Regions from separate parts of the Homo sapiens genome. Here region 1 is linked to region 2. Evidence: chromatin contacts called from ENCODE Hi-C or POLR2A ChIA-PET data. All regions are on one chromosome and are shown on one strand. Each heading gives the region's core, a stretch centred on a gene start or an enhancer-like site at or near the end of the contact. The rest is flanking DNA. Distances are from core to core; before and after follow the strand shown. Region 1 overlaps OSBPL10 (oxysterol binding protein like 10). Region 2 holds the start of CRTAP (cartilage associated protein).

What was found. Hi-C counts contacts between places; a loop is a spot of excess contacts on that map. ChIA-PET counts read pairs that join two places held with the same protein, here RNA polymerase II (POLR2A). Pooled maps may share reads with other maps.
Region 1: a pooled map shows a loop between it and region 2 (5-fold over the local background). The contact joins the enhancer-like site here to the promoter of CRTAP in region 2. A Hi-C loop is called at or near these places in 1 of 50 pooled maps. POLR2A ChIA-PET finds 5 or more read pairs at or near these places in 2 of 52 experiments (GM10248 and activated T-cell).

The regions. Positions count from the first base shown.
Region 1 is chr3:31,914,569-31,920,421 of GRCh38, reverse strand. All of the region lies in intron 1 of OSBPL10 (oxysterol binding protein like 10), which reads left to right. Among named protein-coding and RNA genes, the nearest start is that of OSBPL10, 64 kb to the left of the region's middle. Within about 2 kb of position 3,006, at least 2 of the 41 ENCODE cell types and tissues checked have a DNase peak (open chromatin) inside an H3K27ac peak, as active enhancers do.
Region 2 is chr3:33,112,662-33,118,850 of GRCh38, reverse strand. It overlaps CRTAP (cartilage associated protein), which reads right to left and starts at 4,837. Exons shown (of 7, transcript NM_006371.5): 1 at 4,303-4,837. The coding sequence starts at 4,773. RefSeq lists silencers at 2,403-2,551, 4,078-4,267, 4,708-5,007 and an enhancer at 3,135-4,126.

The DNA of each region.
Region 1 (5,853 bases), core at 1,757-4,256, 1.2 Mb after region 2:
TCTCCTACCTCCTTCAGTAAGGTTGTTTCCTACATTTGTAATACAATTAGATTCTTTTGTCACAGGCTGGGTTCTTTCCTAGGATCCCCTGACTTCCTAAATGATTCTTCTTTTCAAATTTGCATATATCCAGGTTCACTCTTTGTGTTGGACAGTTCTATGAATTTTGACAAATGCATGTCACATATCCACCAATACAGTATCATACAGAATATTTTCACCATCCTAAAAATTCCCAATGCTTCACCTGCTTATTCCTCCCTTCCTCCCCTAAACCACTAGCAACCCCTGATCTTTATAATGTCTTTATAGTTTTACCTTTTCCATCTTCTGCATTTTAAATTCTTTACACTTGAATCTCTTGAGCACCCACTGACAATGGCTGGCCAGTCAGAACTCATAGTCATTATTCTATTATTCTGCTCCTCTGGAGGGCACAGAAAGTTGGACTTCTCTTTGGAATAAAGTAGAAGATAGTTATGAAAGCTAAAATGCATTATCTTAACAACACGTCCATGTTTCACAGTCTGCACTATTAGTGCCATTATCCTCTAATAAAAAAGTGCTTTCATTCTAGTCTTCCTGTAAAGCCTGATTTGGTGGATAGATTTGCAGTGCCTGTGTTGTACTTCCTGTTTTCCTCAGCCCAGGATAGTGATTGCTATTTACTCAGCAAACAGTTTTGGAGGCACATTCTGGAAGCCATTCCTCCTGCTCTGTGAACTGCCTCCCTGGACCTTTGGTAATGATGTTTATTAACTCTGGTGATATGATTGGGTGAAAGAGACAAATCAGATCCTCACTTAGAAATTTGAATTGATGAGATAGCCGGTTGGGATGAGCACATTCCTGGAATTCTAGAAGGTGTCATCTTGGGAACTGAAACCACTATGTTCATTTCTGGAAAAACAGAGATTGGAACCAGAGGGAGAAAACACTTCCTCTCTGTTGGTTGGATTTCCAGTCTTTGCTCCAGCCCTTCCTAAGACCTGGCCACCTTCCTTGGCTCCTGTGAGATGCCTTGAGCCTCATTCAGTAAGTCACCCCGATGTATCCTCAAGCAACCAAATTAGTTTCTGTTACTTGCAATAAATAAGTCATAGGGAATTTATCTATGTTTTAAATTTGGTCTTTTCCTCTGCGGAGTGCTGTTCTAAGTGGATTTGATATGTCAGACTTATTTACATTAATACTAAAGCATTATAAAGGTCATGATAGAAATCTGTGTAAGAGGCAAAGAAAGGAGTGGTTGAGTCTACCTGAGGGCAGGAGGACACAGTCCATGAAAGAGGCGATCTTTCCAGGTGGTCTGGGCAGGGCATTCTGGGTAGAAGGTACAGTATGAGCAAAAGCCCAGCATTTGGAATCATCTTCAGGAGTTGCAGGATGTTTGACATAGGGTGTGACTGGGGGCAGTTGGTAGGCAGGTGAGATCCAGGCTGTGAGTGCCTCATGCTGTGAAGTTTGACTTTATCTTGTAGATCGAAACCACAAATGGGCTTTGGATGGGCTATTTGTGGCCTGCATATGTGTTTTGTTTTGCTTGTGCAAATGTTTTCCATCACTAGTTGCCATGATTTAAAAATCAAATGCTTTCCCTTAAACATCTGAATATGTACAAATTACCACTGTCTGAAATTTTTTGGAAGATTTATTAATAGATGGTCTAGCAGTAGTGGGCCTGCATTCCACATGGCACAGGAAATGGGGTATGTGGGCCCCTGTTGCCATGGTCTCACCTGGTCTACCCCATACACTGACTTTGCTTTCCTATCCTTATAGGCTTGGGCTGGAGGTAGTGGGGCCAGTGACTTGCTTACTTTCATTTGTTTCCTGTTTGGTCAGCAGTGGTCCCAGTGATGACCGCCTTACTATCTCATTAACCCTTTTCCTTTCTGAGGTGATTTTCCATTCCAAACTCTTTAGACACAAAACTGCTCTGGAGCCAGGCATGGTAGCTCACTCCTCAGGAGGCTGAGGCAGGAGGATCGTTTGAGCCCAGGAGTTCGAGGCTACAGTGAGCTATGATCATACCACTGTACTCTGGCCTGGGCAACAGAATGAGACCCTGTCTCTTTAAAAAAAAAAAAAAGAAAAGAAAAAACAACTCCAGTGTGTGTCTTCTAGATGTTTTTGTTTCACTTTCAGGGACTTGTCTTGCTGTCTTTTAACTTTGTCATTATTACTATTTTTTAAAGCAAAAGAGAAAGTTTAAAATACTGGCATAAAGGTTAAGTGAATTGTCATTGTGTTTTTAATAACTGAGGAGGGCTTTTGTTTGGAATGATATTTATAGTAAGTTGTTCTTTTTCAATTATTAGTTTATTAAAATAGTAAATTTTAAAACCTAGTATTTCTTGAACTTTAAGCTCAACTTGTAGATAAATTTTTATTTATAAAGTAGTAATTTTCATGTCAAAAATGGTTTCACTTATTCATTGATTAACCTCACTTAGTTTCTAAATTTAACAAATTAAAGTTATTAAGGCTGTTAGCACCACTTAAAGATTTAATCAGAGTCCCTTGATGTTTTAAACTGTAATCACACATTTTAAGTATCTGTTTCTCTCAAACACCTTAACTAAGGCTGATAACAAAACCGAGGAGCAAAGTCAGCCTCATACTTCAGCAGCTCTTGGGAATTAGTGCAGTAATCCTACTGGAAGCCAAGAGGAAAAAAGAGTGCGTTAGTCCAGTCAAGGTTACATGTTTTGAGGTATTGATTGATTGATTGTCAGCATACTAGATCAGTTTGTACCTTCCAAGGTGCTCCTTCCTATCTCAACAGCTAGTTTCTTTTCTCTTTTTGTGTTTTAAATCAGGCAGCCTCCAGAACCAGAATAGGTTCAGAGAGACTCTCAAAAGCTGGTTGCTTGATAAAAACAAAGCATACTTGTGAGTAGGAGGTTTGGGTGTCTGTAGTCTTTCAGCTGGGGGTTACCTATTTGCATAGGTTGCACTTGTCTGCAGCCAGGTGTGCTAAACTACCCATCATGTAAATTAACAGAGGCTCTTGAATGTACTTTTTTTCTCTAGTCAAGCAGTAAGGATTTATTCTTTTCATTTTTCACAACATAGCAAAAGACACCTCGTTAATAGCTTTTCACTATAAAGACTGTAAAGATTGAATTACTTTCTCATTTGGTTGGGACTCCTAGTGGAGTTGGACACTGAAATTCCTTTGCCAAGGCCCTTGGCCCCACCTCACATGAACGCTGTAACTGTCGTGTAATTTCTTGTGTGGGGCCTAGTGTGGGCACCGGTGGGATGCTGAACCCCGGCTGTGACACCGACTTTGTCTTGTCTTATTCTCCAGTGTCCTATTGACCTCCTCCTGGAATCTCATTATTGATGTGCACAAGGGAAGTAAAGTAATGCAAGGAGGCACAGCCTCACATTATTTAGAAGAAATGCTTTTGGAGAGGCTTGAAATCGATTTTTTGAAATCTAAATATTAGAACAAAAGAGATATATTTAGTCTGCATATCTTAATAGGAGTCCCGGCTTACAATAAAAACATTTATTAAACAGTTAAAGATGGAAAGCAGAGATAAGCAACCATTTTCAGGAGAGGGCCAGGTGGATGAATCAACACAATTGGTCTTTTTGGCAAGAATGTTAAAACCTGTTGGTTTTGATTTTGTTAATTGGAAACAGCGAGGGAGATTAACAGGTGCCTGAGAAGTAATTAATCAGGGATTTAGAGAGCTTTTATGTTATCAGGGAAAGGTGATTTTGAAAGTGTCCACTCCAATATTTAAGAGTACTGAGTGGAACAAACATTTACATTTTTACTGTATTGATTAGCTTACTCATTGGTGAGCCATGGACTGTGGAAAATGATCATTTGTGGGGGTGGGTGATAAAAGACTAAGAGTCAATTTAGAGTGAGGTTTGGTGCATGAAAAAAGGTGTCAGATATTTTACTTCTGACTGCTCATGAGAACAAAGGCATCATAATGCTTATAACCAACCTGTTGTTACACTTGACTCCTCTGTTTTTAGAGGCAGTGGGGTGGCCACTCACTCTACACTTGCCAAATCACCCAATTAGGAAGACAAACCAAGAAGGAACATTTTACGTGACTTTAGAATTGGGGAAATAGGTGAGTAGGAAGCTGTACAAAATATGCACATTGATTTCTGCATGTTAACTTATTTTGGGTTCTAGAATGTAGAAGCCAGTATCAGTGCATCCATGTTTGTGTGCTATAGCCTTTTGGATAGAATTTGATCAGTATCAAAATAAATACATGCATACTTATTGTACATTAATTATTTCCCTCCTGGAGACAGTGCTGGATTCTTTTTTTTTTTTTTTTTTTGAGACGGAGTTTCACTCTTGTCACCCAGGCTGGAGTGCAATGGTGCGATCTTGGCTCACTGCAACCTCCACCTCCCGGGTTCAAGCGATTCTCTTGCCTCAGCCTCCCGAGTAGCTGGGATTACAGGCTCCCACCACCACACCTGGCTAATTTTTTATATTTTTTAGTAGAGACGGGGTTTCGCCGTATTGGTCAGGCTGGTCTTGAACTCCTGACCTCAGGTGATCTGCCCACCTCGTCCTCCCAAAGTGCTGGGATTACAGGCGTGAGCTACCACTCCCGGCCTGGATTTCTCTTAAAGGGTGTTGCGTGGTTGGTTACAGATAATTTTTTTTCAACTTTTATTTTAGATTTGGAGGTACACGGGCAGGTTTGTTACCTGGGTGTACTGAGTGATGCTCACGTTTGAGGTATGAATGATCCTGTCACCTAGGCACTGAGCATGGTATGCGATAGTTTTTCAACCCTTGCTCCCTCTCCTTCCCTACTTTAGTCGCCCCAAGTTTTTATTGTTGCCACCATTATGTCCATTAGTACCCAATGTTTAGCTTACACATATAAGTGAGAATATGCGGCATTTGGTTTTCTGTTCCTGCATTAATTCGCTTGGGATAATGGCCTCCAGCTGTATCCATGTTGCTACAAAGGAAATGATTATTTTTTTATGGCTGGGTAGTATTCCATGATATATGTGTACCACATTTTATATATCCAGTCCACCATTGACAGGCACTTAAGTTGATTCCATGTCTTTGCTATTGTGAATAGTGCTGTGATGAACACCTGAAGGTCACCAGAGAATTTGAGGACAGGAGTTGGGAGGCGAAGTGGAAGGGAACAACTCCAGGAAACCACCAATAAGAGGAAATTTTATTCATGGTAATGGTTTTTTTTCCCCCCTGTTACCATTCAATGGCTATTTATTAAAAAAAAAAATGTGTTCAAAGCAGTGCACTGGATGCAGATGAGGATACGATAGAAGACAACAGGCATGGTAGTGGTTCACACCTGTAATACCTGTGCTTTGAGGCCAGGAGTTCAAGGTTACAGTGAGCTCTGATTGTGCCACTGCACTCCAGCACGGAGCTTGGGCGACAGAGTGAGACTCTGTCTCAAAGGGAAAAAACAAAACCAAACAAAACAAAACACAATAGACACATCCCCGTAAACACAGGGAGCTTATACTCTAGTGTAATGCTGTTCAATGGAACCTTCAGCAGTGATGGCAATGATATATAGGTATGTTGTCCAATATGGTAGCCAGTAGCCACATGTGGCTATTGAGTGCTTGAAATGTGATCAGCATGACTGAGGGATTGAATTTTTTATTTTATTTAATTTTATAATCATTTTAAGTTAAATAGTTGCACATGGCTAATGACTAGTTGGGCATTTGTAGTGGGTCAAGTGAGTTCTAGTTCTAGTCTTCATATTTAGAACACCTCATTTGCGGTAACTAGGAAAATTTGATACTAAAATCCAGAGTCTCGGGCTCAAATAATTCCATATACTGGGAAATCAGAGTCCC
Region 2 (6,189 bases), core at 3,588-6,087:
GAACAGGTATGTTATGGCAGGACCTCAGGAGGGCAGGCAAATAAGGATGCAGAGGCCTCCCTGTGAGGACTCATGACCACCAACCAGAGGGCCCCCATGCTGATGGACTCTTGGCACAACCTAGTAGGGAGAAGGGCAGGCACCTGTGCATGTGCACAGAGACTCAGCCAATCCAGAGGGACGCTCCAAGGCGGGAATTAGGGAATTCGGTTTAGACAGAGAAAATAAAGGAATATTTGGTATACCCTAGACTTCTAAGAGTCATAGGATGGCATATATCGGTACCGAATTGCCCCAGAATTGGAACCAAGTCATTTTGAGACAATGGCAGTGGCCACATCAGAGAAGTGGTGGGTGGTGATGAGGGCAGACTCCCAGATGTCAATGCTGATGTTTTGGGAATGCCAATTAGTGGCTTGTGGCAGGGCTGCCTTTAAAACAGCCCTACAGAAAGCTTCACACTCCTGGCCAGAAAAAGGCTAGTCTTCAGCTGGAAGGAAGGGAGAGGGTATGAATGCTGCCTTTTAAAGCATTTGCCAGTGAAATTAGAGTCACTAATTCTCAGAACAGCACTTAGAAAGAGGGGCACAGAGGCCGGGAGCAGTGGCTCATGCCTGTAATCCCAGCACTTTAGGAGGTCGAGGTGGGTGGATCACGAGGTCAGGAGTCCAAGATCAGCCTGGCCAAGATGATGAAACCCCATCTCTACTAAAAAGACAAAAATTAGCCAGGCACAGTGGCAGGTGCTTGTAATCCCAGCTACTCGGGAGGCTGAGGCAGGAGAATCACTTGAACCCGGGGGGCGGAGGTTGCAGTGAGCCAGGATCGCACCACTGCACTCCAGTCTGGGTGACACAGTGAGATTCCGTCTCAAAAAAGAAAGAAAGAAAGAAAGAAAGGAATAGAAAGAGGGGCACAGAGTAGGATTTTTAAGGCTTCTAACTTAGGATGTTTTACAAAACGGAATCTCTTCCTGAAGAGAAAAGAGTGATTTTATTTACTTCAACTCAGGCTCTGCAGCTGGAACATGGAGACACATCTTGGCTACCAAACCTCTGACAGACCCCAGGCAGATTTTGGAGAAGGTGGTAGGGATGGAGGGAACCACCTTGCCTTGGGTTCCTGAGATACAGCCACCAGCATGAGCCACCCTAAATCAGCCATGACACAGAGGCAGGCCCTGTGGTTCCGGGGAGTTAGAGGCCACAGCCAGGCAAGGCCTGGGGTTAACAGTGCCTGTGAGTCAGTGTTCTCTGTCCAGGTTAGAGCTCAACAGTCATTAAGGATTTGATGAAGTGCTCCGGCCTACTTTTTGCTTGGCCTATGAGAAAAATGAGTTTTTCGTGGAAGATGGTAATTGTGGAGAGAACCCAAAGAAAGCTAATGACATGGACCTAGAGTAGGCTGGTGACGAGAAACCTATGATGCACCTGAGGCTGCACACCAGTAGCACAGCCCTTTTCTACAAGAGCACACATCCAAACCTCCTCGCCTCCCTCTGGCAGTCGGAACCCACCATTGCTATTCCAGTGATCAATTGAGGCATTTCTCCTTAATCACTGAAACAGAGAACTGCAACTCAGAACAGCAGAGTAACATTTATCCATGTCCTGCCACAGCGCACTATCTACCTTCATATCGACCTCCAGCCTTCAGGTGCCAGGTAGAATGTATGTGCCTGCCACCCATCTTTTCCTCTCTATCCATAAACAGAGTTTAAACACGTAAACATCACTTTTTTTTGACACAAGAGTCTTGTTCTGTCACCCAGGCTGGAGTGCAGTGGTAAGATCACAGCTCACTGCAGCCTTGACTTTCTGGGCTCAAGTGATCCTCCAGCCTCAGCCTCCTGAGTAGCTGAAACTAGAAAGGCACGCCACCACACCCGGCTAATTTTTTAATGTTTTTGTACAGATGAGATCTCATTATATTGCCCAGGCTGGTCTTGAACTCTTGGACTCAAGAGATCCTCCCACCTTGGCATCCCAAAGTGCTGGGATTATAGGCATGAGCCATCATGCCAAGCCATAAACATCATTGAGAAAAAATACACCATACAATATCTCCACCAAAAATTACTTTTTCAGTTATATCTTCCATTGAAACAATTAAGTAACATTCACGTTTATTAATAAAATTCTTAGCTTTTTCCTGCCCTATATGAGATCTCAAAATGTTAAGATGGTGGCCGGGCATGGTGGTTCAAATCCCAGACTGTAATCTCAGCATTTTGGGAGGCCAAGGTAGGTGGATCACTTGAGGTTAGAAGTTCGAGACCAGCCTGGCCAACATGGTGAAACCCCATCTCTACTAAAAATACAAAAATTAGCTGGGTGTGGTGGCACATGCCCGTAATCCCAGCTACTCAGGAGGCTGAGATACAAGAATTGCTTGCACCCTGGAGGCAGAGGTTGCAGCGAGCTGAGATCGTGCCACTGCATTCCAGTCTGGGTGACAAAGTGAAACTGTGTCTCAAAAAAAACAGATAGATAGACAGATAGATAGATAGTATTTTACTGACTTTCAACTAAGTGATTGTTACAAGACCTGTAAAGGGTTTTGAAGAGAAGCTATGACCATCCTAACCTTTTGGGGCCACCATGATGAAAGAGAAAACCCATGCCTTTTGGTCACATTGAGTAAAATGTTCTTCCCCTCTTCCCTGTAACACTTGTTCAAATTCATCTGTATATTAAAGAAATCAGAGGTTCTAGTATTCTCTAGGTTTAAAAATAAAATGATTTCCTCTTGATTATGTGACCTAAATTTGGTTCAGAACATATTTGCCAAAAGCTATACAAAAAAAGAATTAGATAAGTCATTTTTAGCTTAAAAAATGATGCTTTGTATGAACCAGCCCTCATTTTCAACATTCTGGAATTTTATTAATCTCATTCCCTGCTTCTGTTTTAAAACTGTTTTTTTTTAATTGCCAGAACAAACATTCACAAAACTGATACTTTAAATAAAACTGTAACTAAGCATAGAAGTATAGAAGTAACCCAGCTTTTCCCCTCTTTGGGGTTTTGTGTTATTTTATTGCTCATATAAATACAATATACACGTGGCTCTGTCTCGGTGGAAATCTGAAAAAACAGATCTTGCAGTCCAGAAACTGAAAACAAAGTTTAAAAACAAAAACCTTCTACCTCAAGAGTCTAGGATATGCCATGAATCTATTTTTGTAGTAATTTTAAAAAACACAATATATTCCTTTTAAAATCTTTCTCAGAGAAAGTAGAAACTGGGCTTTGAGAGGGCTCTTTTAGCCAAACCCTGTGAGGACCCACCAAGCTAGAGCCTCTTTATCTAGTGACAGGGAATCTAACCATTCTTAAAACTTGTGGGTCCTCGGAGTGAGAACCCATAGGATAGAGAACTGCAATTTGTGGCTATTTTTAGCCAGCAATCACAGAGAGAACTTAAGCAGCCATTAAAAGGAGGCAGTGAACTGTGTTAAATTCTAGATGAAAGAGAGAAACAGCGGAGAGGGCCAATCCTGATGACTCACGGTGCACGAGTTCCCCTTTAAGCAGGGATGTGTCCTTGCAAGGAGTCCCTGCCCTTCCCTGGCCTCAATTTCATCCTCTTTAAAAGGAACTAGTCAGCTGGGTGCAATGGCTCACGACTGTAATCCCAGAACTCTGGGAGGCGAGGTGGGAGGATCACTTGAGTCCGGGAGTTCGAGATCAGCCTGGGCAACGTGGCGAAACTCTGTCTCTACAGAAAATACCAAAAAATTAGCTAGGTGTGGTGGCGCGCGCCTATAATCCCAGCTACTCAGGAGGCTGAGGTGGAGGATCACCTGAGCCTGAGGAGGTCAAGGCTGCAGTGAGCCATGATAGCGCCTCTGCACTCCAGCCTGGGCGACTGTGAGACCCTGTCTCAACAAAAAATAAAAATAAAAGGTACTTGTCGGCTCCTCAGGTCTTCTGCTTTATTATCGCAAGTCACCGCTCACTTGAGAAAAAAGGCGACTTTAATGGTATATACAGAAAAGAGGCGTCTGCCCTCAAATAACAGAGAACATTTATCAGGCACTTTGTTGGGTGCCTGGCGCTGTACTGCGTTCTGTGTACGTATTCTCTACCTTAGAGTTACCCTTCAAGAAAGGCATTTTCATCTCTAGTTGAGATGAAGAAGGAGACAGGACTTGGAGGAGACCTTTGGCAGGGCTGGATGGGAGGGAGCCAGGTCTAGAACTGGAGGGGCAACGCGGCCCCGGGCGCAGGGGCGGGGCTAGGGCCTGGAGGCTGGGTCAGGGGCGGGGCCGGGGCCTGGGACGGGGCGAGGCGGACTTGCCTTGAAGTAAGCGAACTGCAGGAACTTGTAGGGCTCGCGGCGCTGGAAGTCCGCCAGCACCTCGCGGCTGGGCTGGGACTGGCGGAAGGCTGGCAGGCCCTGCTTGCAGCGCTTGAGGCAGTGCGCGCGGCGCAGCAGGCCCCCGAAGAGGCGCAGCTCGGGATAGCTGGCGAGGCCGGCGGCGGGCTCGGGCTGCGGCGCGGCGCTGCAGTTGCGGTGGCAGAAGGCCTCGCTGTCGCGCAGCAAGCGGTGCAGCCGCAGGCTGATCTCCAGGTAGCCCACGCTCTCGGCCCAGTGCTCGCCGCTGTACTTGTCCAGCGCGTGCCGGTAGGCCGACTCGAGCGGCATCAGCTCGTCCCGTGGGAAGCTGCGGAAGCTGTAGCGTTCGTATTGGGCGCGCCCGGCGCGCAGCGCGCAGGCCACGCACAGCAGCGCTAGCAGCGCCGCGGCCCCCCGGCGCCCCGGCTCCATCGCGCCCGGCGAAAGGAAGGAAGGAAGGGACGAAGGAAGGGAAAAGGGGAGGGAGAAGGAAAGGAAAGAGGACGGTGCGACGCGGCGGGCCCAGTGCTTTCGGGGCGGGGACGCCAGCCTCCGGCCCGCCCCGTCCGGCCGCCCCTCCCCACCCAGCCGGGGGATCTGGGCGCCAGCTGCCAGCACCTAGAGGGTGCCCGGGAAAGGCGCGCTGCGCACTGGTTCACGCAGGCTGATGCGCATGATGGGACTCTGCCGCTCATTCACTTGGAGACCCGCCTGCAAGGCCGACGCGGCCCTAATAGATTATATACATCGGCCCTACGGTCTATATAATCTACGATCTTTATATTCGTTTGGAGGTTTGTGAAAACGAAGATTCCTGGGCTGTGCCCCCAGAGTTTCTGATTCAGAAAGTCTGGGGTGGAGGTCTGACGATTTGTGTGTTTAACCAGCACCCTGATGAGGCTAATGCTGCGGGCCCAAGGGCCGCACTTTTAATAGCACTGCCCAACCTTAAATTTTAGTGAGAGAAAAAGACAGTGCAAAAATAAAATTAATAAGGATGTCAGCACTTTGTAAACTGTATAGCTAGTCAGGTTGAAGATGTGCACACCTTATGAATCTGCAACACCATTCGGTGGAATATGCTGGAGAAGCTTGCGCGTGTGCATCAAAAAATATGGATGGAATGTTAATGGCAGCACTTTTAAAAAATCTTTAAACTTTTAAATCTTGAAATAATTTACAAGAAAGCTGCAAAAACAGTACAAAAAGTTCCTATATACCCTTCATCAAGATTCACAAGTTGCTAACGTTATACCACATTTCTATCTTTACATTTTTTTCTGACTCATTTGAGATAGGTTGCATGTATCAGGCCCACTGTCCGTTAGTCTTTTTTTTTTCTTTTTTTTTTTCCTTTTTTTTTTTTTGAGACGGAGTCTCGCCCTGTCACCCAGGCTGGAGTGCAGTGGCGCGATCTCGGCTCACTGCAACCTCCGCCTCCCGGGTTCAAGCAATTCTCCCTGCCTTAGCCTCCCGAGTAGCTGGGATCATAGGCACACACCACCATACCTGGCTAATTTTTCTATTTTTTACTAGAGATGAGGTTTTGCCATGTTGGCCAGGCTGTTCTTGAACTCCTGACCTTAGGTGATCTACCTGCCTCTGCCTCCCAAAGTGCTGGGATTACAGGCGTGAGCCACCGTGCCCAACCCCTTAGTCTTTCAGTATGTATGTCCTAAGAATGAAACTACCAGACAATCAAATTTAGGAAATTTAATACTGATAGAAGACTTTAATCATGTTCCATTTCCGGTTATGTCAGCTGTTCCAATTATGTCTTTCATGGCACTTTTTTCTCTTAGGATGCAGTCCATCCGTGATCACTGTTACATCTAGTCTATTTCATAT